Regions from separate parts of the Homo sapiens genome. Here region 2 is linked to region 1. A link is an interaction called in ENCODE POLR2A ChIA-PET data of the cell type or tissue named here. Cell type or tissue: PC-3. All regions are shown on one strand. Links, peaks and the distances in the headings refer to the core of each region. The heading gives the core; the rest is flanking DNA.

What was found. Peaks named below come from ENCODE experiments on the same cell type or tissue, not always from the same donor. Only the 100,000 strongest peaks of a DNase experiment are listed, where the experiment ranks them.
Region 2: POLR2A ChIA-PET joins it to region 1 with 5 read pairs; 1 of 35 experiments calls an interaction of 5 or more read pairs at or near these places.

What each region holds. Positions count from the first base shown.
Region 1 is chr6:11,611,546-11,616,565 of GRCh38, forward strand. No RefSeq gene overlaps it. Among named protein-coding and RNA genes, the nearest start is that of TMEM170B, 76 kb to the left of the region's middle. In PC-3, for the core only: no CTCF peak of the experiment used is centred there; a DNase peak (open chromatin) is centred at 2,496; H3K27ac peaks cover 1,318 bases.
Region 2 is chr6:12,146,559-12,151,578 of GRCh38, forward strand. The region is part of intron 7 of HIVEP1 (HIVEP zinc finger 1); the gene reads left to right. Among named protein-coding and RNA genes, the nearest start is that of HIVEP1, 140 kb to the left of the region's middle. In PC-3, for the core only: a CTCF peak has its summit at 1,203 (motif pointing right); a DNase peak (open chromatin) is centred at 2,083; H3K4me3 peaks cover 1,178 bases; H3K27ac peaks cover 2,245 bases.

The sequences.
Region 1 (5,020 bases), core at 1,281-3,780:
ATTCATGTATAAGCTGAAAAATATGAATTACATAATTCCAGTGATTCTGCAGATGAGTTAAATACTCTCATATTTGCATTTATTTATTTATTTATTTTTAATTTTTTTATCTTTTTTTGAGATGAAGTCTTGCACTGTCACCCAGGCTGCAGTACAGTGGCACGATCTCAGCTCACTGCAACCTCCGCCTCTGGGGTTCCAGTGATTCTCGTGCTTCAGCCTTCAGAGTGAGTAGCTTGGGATTATAGGCACACGCCACCACGCCTGGCTAATTTTTGTATTTTTAGTAGAGATGGGGGTTTCACCATGTTGCACAGGATGGTCTCAAACTCCTGACCTCAGGTGATCCACCTGCCTCGGCTTTCCAAAGTGCTGGGATTACAGGTGTTGGCCATCGCACCTGGCCCATATTTGCATTTAAAACTGACATTGTACAATGTAAAGATGAACCATAAAATTCATGCTAATAATTTAAAATTTTAATTTTTCTTGACTTAGAACAACACTAAACAGCAGATTTTTTTTTTTAACATCATGATAAATTGAGACACTGCAGAAGGAAGGAAAAAAGCTTTATTTTATAGTACCTTTGACAATAGTTTCTTCCCCCACTTTTAAACAGTTTTCATTTGCACTGGGTCTCATGAATACAGAGCTTGCTGTGCTGGTGATAAATAGAAATTTTGGCAGAAACACATCACATGGTCGTTAGGCTTAATCTTGGAGATTTGTGTAGCTTATGTCTACTAGTGCTCACATCACCTCTACTTAGGATTTCATTTTAGCAATTGTCTTTTTTTGGATTCCCCCAGAAGCATACCAAGATGAGAATTAAAGTGGGGACGTGGTGGCCCTGACAAGAGAAACCTGTGTAAAGGGCTTACTGGAGAATACAGAGGGTGTGGGAATGATGAAGTAGTCAGGTTATTCAAGGGAGCTGAAGGGGCCACTGAAAAATGTTTCATGAGAAATGTGTGTACTTTCCTCAGCAGAGGCTATGCCGCCTGCCCTTCCCCTCCCTTTCTCCATCGTTTCTGGATGCTAGGACTTCAGAATTTGTTTAGGAGGAGACACACATTTGTGATGGAAATCACAGTGTTATGGCTGAATTATGTCCCTCAAAATTAATATGTTGAAGTCCAAACCCTCAGGAGTCCAAACTCTCAAGAGTGTGACTGTATTTGGAGATAGGGACTTTATAGAAGTAATGAAGTTAAAAAGTAAAGTCATGAGGGTGGGCACTAATTCAATATAACTGGTGTCCTTCTATGAAGATGAGATGAGGACATAGACGTGCACAGAGGGAAGATCATAGGAGCGCACAGGGGAAGATGCCATCTGCAAACCAAGGAGAGAGGCCTCAGGAGAAACCAACCCTGCTCACACCTGGATCTCGAACTTCTGGGCTCCAGGGCTGTGAAAGAACACATTTCTATTGTTTAAGCCCCGCAGTCTGTGGTACTTTGTTATGGAAGCCCTAGCAAATGAACACACGTGGTTAGAAAAAAAATCCATCAGGAAACATGAAACAGAGTTCCTTGCTAAAATGACCTTGGAAGACATGATGAGAGATCAGAATGCTAGGGCAAGAACAGGAGATGAGTCTACAAACCTGGGGCAAAACTGGAAGAGTTCTGAGGGCCAGCTCTGCCACGTAGTGGATTTGTGGTCTTGGGTAAGGTACTTAATCTCTTGGTGCCTACATATTGTCGACTGTAAAATGAGCTTCAAATACAGTATACATGATAGAGATGCCATCAGAATTAAATGAGATAATGCTTGCAAAATGCTCAATATGTTAGCTCATCTTGTTTTTCTGTAGGAAGTAAGAACTCCTTAAGGACTAGCATCATGTTTTCTTCTGCTTTGGAAGTAAACTGGAAGCATGTCTTGAGTGTTAGCCTTTCACTTCAAGGAAACAAATCTGTGTGGAAGTTGAAGTCTAGTTGGGGAAAACCAGATACACAAAGGAAGTGATGAAGCTAGAATGTGCAGTTCATCAGTGGATGCTTACCACTTACCAGAAACTGTGTCATACACCTGATTTCATACCCATCTCATTTTAATCCTCTACAAAGTTATGAGATGGATGTCTTTGCCTCATTTTCAAAGATGTGAAAACAATTGGCTAGAGTGGTTAAAGGATTTTTCCAGAGCCTGCTGCCAGTAATTTACGGAGCAGGAATCAAACCTAGGTGTGTGGGTATCAAATTCATTTATGCCATGACTATTAAAATAAAACTTCCTTTCAAATTATCTTCCTAATTACCCTGCAAGGCAGGTGAGGACCTATTGCTAGCACCATTTTATATATTAGGAAAATATGACCCAGGAAATCCTGAACCATCCAAGTACGTACCCAATGTTAAGTGTAAAGCCAACTCAGTTCCAGTGAGGTTTTCTGGCTCGTAATCTGGTGATATTTAGCTACTTAGATACTGTTTAGATATTCAGATTCTCAGTGAGTGACTCACAAGATTATGTCTGCGAACTGTGGCTAGATTTCATTTTGAAGGAAGTTTTGGAATGCCACTTTTCCTGTATAGGATGGGAAACCCATTGATGTCAGCCACGATCCCAGGGCAGCTGGAGTGCTGTGGGCCCAGCATGGGCTTGGGGGTCAGAAGACAGAATTTTTGCTCTGGTTCTGCCACAAATTGGCTGAGTGACTTTGAACACTTCATTCTTCTTGGCCATGAGTTTCTCATCTGCAATTTGGAGAGACTGTACCGAATAATTTCCAAAATCTGTTAAAAATCTGATTCTATGAAATGGAATCTCCGGTTGGGCCTAAGAAACTAGTAAGAAGCCCAGAGACGTATGGAGGTAGAGATTGCCCTCTGTTAGTCTCAGCAAGAAGGAAATCACCTTCCCCACAAAAAAAAAACCATTTTATAGCTGAAATTGCAGAGAAGCAGTGGCACAGGCAACATTGGTGGGTGGGGGAAAAGTCCTTATTAAAATCTTGGTTACAGGAATAAGTCTACTGGGGACTTAAAGAAATCCCATTTGCACTCCAAGGATCAGCAAGTACAAATCCTACAAGAACTCTCTGGCCATAGAACAGAGAGTCCTAGAACAAAGCCTGTTTTGATCCTTTGTCTTGGTTAAGGGTGACACCATATCTCCAGCATAAACGACGACGATTGCATTGTTCGCATGCCGGTAATAGAAAAGGAAAACACAACCAGGCTGTTTGGTTAGTTTTGGCATGCACAGTTCAGGGTGGGAAATGCCCTTGGGTTCTGGCTGACCACCTGTTATTTAATTTTTTAATAAGTGTGCCAGCTTCAAAATACCAGAGACTCTCCTTGAAGGGTAATCACAAAGAATTGAATGTCCTGGTATTTGGAACAAGCATTCTATCTAGCTTATTGGCATCATAGCCCTTACTGTAATATCAGCGATAACAGCAGTAACCGCAACAAGAGCCCATGTCAGGTCCCTGGGGATCTCCCAAAGAAAACCTTTCCATTTATAGCAAAAAACAGTAAAGAAGCAGGGATCTGAGGGGGAAACATAGATAGTTTGTTCCCGTGGTAGCACTTCCCTCGGTATTCTAGTGCGGGATTAGTGGGCTTCAAAGTGGAACTGCCTCCAGCCTCAGTGGGCCTAGGACCATGCCCATCAGTTATCCACTCTGGTTTTGGAGGTCACTGTGTGATCTTGGGCTGACCTTGGAAGCTTCTGACTTACCGGCCTGAGGTTCGCATAATTGCAGGGCTTCTATGTTCTGACGGCTAAACTGGAAAGCATGGTATTCATGCTGGATACCTCGTCCAACAGGTGTCACCATGTGGTCCATAGACCGGCAGCATTAGCATCCCTCTGGAGCTTGTTAGAAATGCCCCACCCTAGATACAGGGAATAGGAGCCTGAATAAGATCCTTGTAACAAGATCCTGGGGTGATTCATTTGCACATTTTAGTTAGAGAAGCCCTGAAATGAAACCATACCACCCTGCATATCTGGGAGGTAGATTAGCCATTCACTGGCCCAGGACTGTTTGGTTGTAAGAAGAAAGAACTTACTTTGGAAATTCAATGGGTACAATCAGAGCTTTTCTGTTTTCTGCTCTGTGATATTACCTCTTTTCAGCCAAAAGGAAAAGGTTCTTTTATTTAGAAAAAAAAAGTATTTGGGGAAAAAATAGCTGAAACAATTCACATAAAAGAAAAAAACATGCTTAATATCTCCACTTAAAAACACATGAATAAATAAGTTTAGGTCCTCTTGCAACTTTTCTAATCCTACCTTCAAAATTATCCACTGTTAACCAATTTCACGGGTATCCCACCAAAAATACTATGCTTATATTTGCATTATATACACACACACACACACACACACAAACACACCAGGGAGATCATCCTTAATGATTGTTTTTCTACATACTTCCTAAGCTAGGACAATGAAAACAAAAATTAGAAGGAGCCCTTTGAAAGGCCTTCCATTTTAAGTCTATTGGCAGCTCGATCTGAGAAGCATTTTTCTTAAAGAGATGGGTGCACAGGAGGCGGAGCTTGCAGTGAGCCGAGATCGCGCCACTGCACTCCAGCCTGGGCGACAGAGCGAGACTCCGTCTCAAAAAAAAAAAAAAAAAAAAAAAAAAAAAAAAAAAAAAAAAAAGAGATGGGTGCAGAGGGCCTTTTGCAAAGTGAGTCAACATGAGCCCCACAGAGTGCAGGGTGTTGGCCGGATGGCCAGCTCCCCTGGCTCTCATTTCTGCTGTCATCATTTTTCTCCACAGCTCAAGCCTCATGAAAGCTGCAGGGTACCCTCAGATGCCCCATGTCCTTCTGGAGTTTACAAATGTGGCTCAAACACGGTGGGTAGGGCCAGTTGGGATCACAGGAACTCACGCTACACTCCCGGTGAGGTCATGAAAGAGCCTGAGTCCTGCTGCCAGGAGGGGTTATTTCTTACCAAATGGTTTCCAGTGGTTTCACAGAATTCCTTATGCACTCTAAGCCGGAGCTTTCATTCCTGAACACTACAATTCAGGGCCTACAGTTCATTC
Region 2 (5,020 bases), core at 1,141-3,640, 530 kb after region 1:
TATGGCCAAGGTCAGTATAGGTATTGTTAATGTGATAATGGCATTTGTTTATTAATTTGTTATTTATTGGTTATTGGAGCAGATTACTAGAAGGTAATTCAAGTTTTTTGACTATTCTGTGTTCTCATCCTCAGTAATGATCATTCCAGGTTGATAAAGATCTGTTCTGTTTTTTAATAGCTCCAGAGGAGAAAAGTTTATTCTCTTTTTGAATGATTTTTTTTTTTTATGTATCACTTCGGCACCTATTCAATGTGTGCACAATTACTATCGCCCAGGAGCTCCTGGCTGATTACTATGATGTGGCATGAGCCCAAATTTGGCAAGGTTCACTTCCCAAGGCTGGAATCAGGGAAAGACCGGTGATGGCCAAAGTGGTCCCAGAAGGAAGGGAAGGAATTTATTTATCCCTACACTGCTGCATTTGGAAGGCTGTTGGTGAGGAGGGAAAGGAAGGGCAAACATTCTAGACCAAGGAGTTGCTTGACCGAAGACACACAGGTTGGGGAAGAGGAATAGGGTATAAGAGTGTGAATGGGACAGAAAAACAAGAGAGTTCCACAGGGCCCAAGGCTGGGAAGCAGGCTGGGGGACAGGTAATAGATGCTGTGCAGGGGAGTTTCAGCATGAGAACTGCCATTTCAGGTTTAAACTCTATTCACTGGGCTTGGATACAATGAACACCCCTGTCATGTCAGTTTATACCCATTTCTTCATGTTCTGACACTTGAAAACTATTATTTTTTAGATAGGATTCTTGAGTATTTTAATTTTTCTAAATAGTGACACATACAGTGTTTCTTTGATTACAAAAGTCTGAACCGAAGTTGTTTAAAGCTATTGCCCCTTTAGGACCACATATATCTGACTTTTATCCTGGGTTATGTTCTCAAATGTTCTGGAGACAAAAGATTATAGGGCTTTTAATCTGTGACCCTTGAATTTTCATTGTTGAGGTTTGTTGTTTGTTTGTTTGTTTTTTGCTGTTGCTGCTGTTTTATTTTGTAGTGGGAATTTAGACAGTAATGACAGAAAGAAGCATGTTTCATTAAGTGGATGATCCCATTCAGCAACAATAATACTAATACTCCCACAGAGCCAAAGCCTTTTTTCTGGGTGGATGAGTGTTTTATAAAAGAAGTACCTCAGGACTTCAGCCTCTCTCATTCTCCACCAGATGGAGTTTAACAGTTTGGATGGAAAGTCTGAAATGATTTTCCCTTGTGATATCCCGTTTTTTATGTCTATGTATAAATGTATAATGACTAATTTGGAAATAGCGCTATCAATTTATTAAACTAGGAAGCATTATTTCCCCTGGAATTAGTTTCTGCTCTGGCCCAGGATCACTGTGGTGTAGAACTTTCACCACAGAATAGCCTCTGGTAAAAGATGAGGCCTGTACTTGTCCTACTTTAACGCTTCTGTATATGTTTTAAAACCTTGCCCCAATCAACTCTATAAGAATGTTATAAAGAGAGCAGTGTGTTATGAAGTGTTTCATTTTACTAACAATTTTATTTTCCAAAGAAAAATGCAAATGATTACTATATTAGACATACAGTAGGAGTAGAAGAAGTGGCTGACTTAAAACATGATGAAGGAGAATAAAATGTTTCTGGTGCTACAGTTTCAAGTTTTGAAGTGGACAGCCCAGCAGAACAAAGCTAGGGAGACCTGGGGGCTGGTCACTGTCGAGTGAGCTCATGTGCCTGGTTCCCCCCTGCATCCTCTTCACACCCCGATGCGTCTCCACCTCCCTCATCATAGGGGATACCTGCCCCTCTTGGGGAGCAGGCTCTTGGCAGCAGCTCTTTTGAGAAGTGAGCCACTATGTAAAGCCTCTGCCATTCTTGAGAGTCCTGCCTGACAGTGTATTCTCCATTTTCTTAGCCCAGTCAGTGAGGATAAGTGAAAACATTGTATCGTGTAAAGTGGGATATTTTAACACACAAACTTGCTGTCTTTTCCTTTTAATGGTGAACAACCTTTTGTGGTATCATGGGGTCTTGATATCATCTCTCATCTTCTTAATCTAACATAATTCGAATATTAGTCATGTTACACAAACAGACTGCTAGAAACCACACCGGGATTTCATTTGCTGTGTGTCAACAGTAGAAATTCAGGACAATCCTCTGGTTTTGCCAGCAGTAAGTTTCCACAACAGTTATCAAAGTCAGCCTCTTTTATTCCAAACAGTGATTTTGGTGGCTTTTCAGACACCTTTCATTATGTCTTCACACCTGCAGTTATCGAAGGATGTCTGGTCTAGCTATATGAAAACTGAAAATCCAAAATAACCCAGGAAACTCTTTTATTTCCTGGGTTCTCCCAAACACAGTCGAAGTATGTCGTTTCATCATGCTAACAGATTATAGATGACTATTAGATAATATAGTGCTGAAAGAAAAATGTCCCACATCAGGAGCCACGTGTCTTTTCAGGAACCAGTACTATGAAACATCAAGTCTTGATCAGTATGAAAATTGTCTTCTCTGTTTTGGTAGGTACACTTCCTGTTTCCTAACAACAGGGTGGTAGTGACATCAGTAGTGGGGTCCTGCCGCATGTGAAGAGGGAATATTAGACTCAGCATGCTTTTCTGAAAGTGATGTATACTTGATACTAATAGGATATTTAAGAACATGCCTTATATGTTTGAGTCTTGATGATCTCTGACATGGAAAATGGGGTAAACCTTTTTTTAAAAAGGACAAAATTTGGGAGACCTGATTGTAAATCTAAAAAGTCACAACCCCTGCCAGAGTTTGCAGAACAGTAGCCAGAAACCTAAGGATTGTGTTTTTAGGTTTATAGGACACATTTGGGGGCTTAGTCATTTAACTGATCTTTTCTGTAGCATAAACATAATCATCACCAGGAAACGTCTCTGAGCTTTCATTCATTAAACAAAATGTACTAAACACTTAAGAGGCAGTCAGTGTTACTACAAAGCACCCCAGTATAGTACTTATTTTTTAAACATCATTACCACTTGGTAATATCTCCGTCAGCTCATAGCGTTCTGGAAAAAGCCCAGGTCTTATGCTGTGTTTGTGCTGAGTTGCTCCCTTACATGTGCATTGTTTTGTTTTTCACTAAAGGTTTTCTCCATATTTCTTTCTAATTAATGTCAGTGTTTTCCAAGCATTATCTTCAGTCTTTTCCTTTTAAGGATCCTAGACCTGTTCTCTACTCTGCCAACCACACCATACCCAGGTTATCATTCACCATCATATTGTGCCTGGTCCCTGGTTGATAAAGAGTGTTCATTAAAGGGTGATGTGAAAATGATGTGATGAAAGGCCACAGACCCCTTCTGAATTCTTTACCACCCTTAGCAACAGCAGGCTGCGCGGTACCTGTCTTATCTTTTAGCAGATGGAATTCATGTTCTAATTCTCAATGGAATAAATTAGGGGATGTTGGGAAACGTTTGCGTTTAATGAAGCAGGAGGAATTATACATTTTTATAAGCCAGCCATTAAAATGTGGACATTCGGCATTTAAAAGAAGTTTCTATTTAGTTTAAAACTAGCAACTTGAGCTGCAATGATAAGAAATGCTCATGGGAAGCCTAATCCCTCTGCTCCACTGCACATTCCCTTGTTTTCTTGCCATAAAACATGATATAGCCTCGGGAATTTTGTTCTCCTGTTCTTGGGGTATTAGTGACTACATTTTAGTTTTCACCTTTTGTGTCAAAATTCAAGCCGCCAGCAATTTGCTTTTCATCCTTTGATCCGAAGAATGTTTTCGTCAACAAATGCTGGACTTCAGTGCACGGAATGTTAATGTGTACCCTCAGCCGCCAGCTAGGAGAACCGTTTAATATGACGAAGTGCAGTGAGAAGCATTATTCTTGTTGGAGTTTAAGTACTTACAGTAAAGATGATGTTTGATCACAGGTTTTAAAACCTATATCACATTTACTCTTAAAAATAATTTAGGTGCATTTTTAAAAATTACTAGCAAAGCTTTTTTTCCAAATGAAACCTGTAGAATATATTATCATCGGGATTTTTATAGAACACATTATTACTCTTTTTAAGAAACACTTCCATGTGTAGAATATGAAACCATAATAGGCTTTAGGATTTATACTTAAAGCAGTGCTAATATTATTTTGAATGACACGCACGTGACACAGTATTTTGGTTTACTTCCTAAAGTTAAACATTAAACTCTGCCCCATTATGTTTTTAATGATGATTTTATCTTTAAAATATATATATATAATTGTATTCACATTCTTTAAAAAAATTTTTTCCCTAGGTTGCCATTGTTTATCTGGCTTTCAGAGCAATATTTCTAAACATATGTGAAAAACAAAAACAGGCAAACTTCAACAACAAAAGAAGGTTGCTACTGAGTGTACGTGGGCCAGGTTGCTACCCTCGGGAGCCCCTTCTCTCAGGGAGCCCCTCCTGCTGCTTTTGCGACTCCGACTCTTCCAGCAGGTGTCACTGTCTGGCAGCAGTGGGCGAGCAGGTTGCGGTTCACCTGACTCATCTTCAAATAATAACTTTTAAAATTTATCTTTAGGGAAGTTGTTTGACGTAAATGTATCAAAACTTTGACAAAAATGTTGCTACATCATATGCCTGATTTTTCCCTCATGAATTGAAATTCACAGAAAATAAAGGAATTAATCTTGTGCTGATATAAAATTTTATTGAGTATTAGAAACATTTGTTTATAATGAGAGGGGAATGTGGCTGGGAGGACATAATTAAATGAAACTTTTAGGACCATTTATTTATGAATTTGCTAAGCAAATATAGATTCCTTAGGTCTGTTCTAGAGTCTCTGATGGCTGCAAAGGGGTAAGCCACAGTGCTTACCCTCCTGAAGTATTAGTGTGTATTATACACACCAAGAAAGGAACAATTGTAATAGAAAAGGAGAAAGTCAGTGTATCTTATTGGCATAATGACAGGGCTCCTAAGTTCATAGAAACCTGTTTTTGAATCCTGGCTTTGATGCATTCTAATCATATACAGTACAAGCGTCTTAA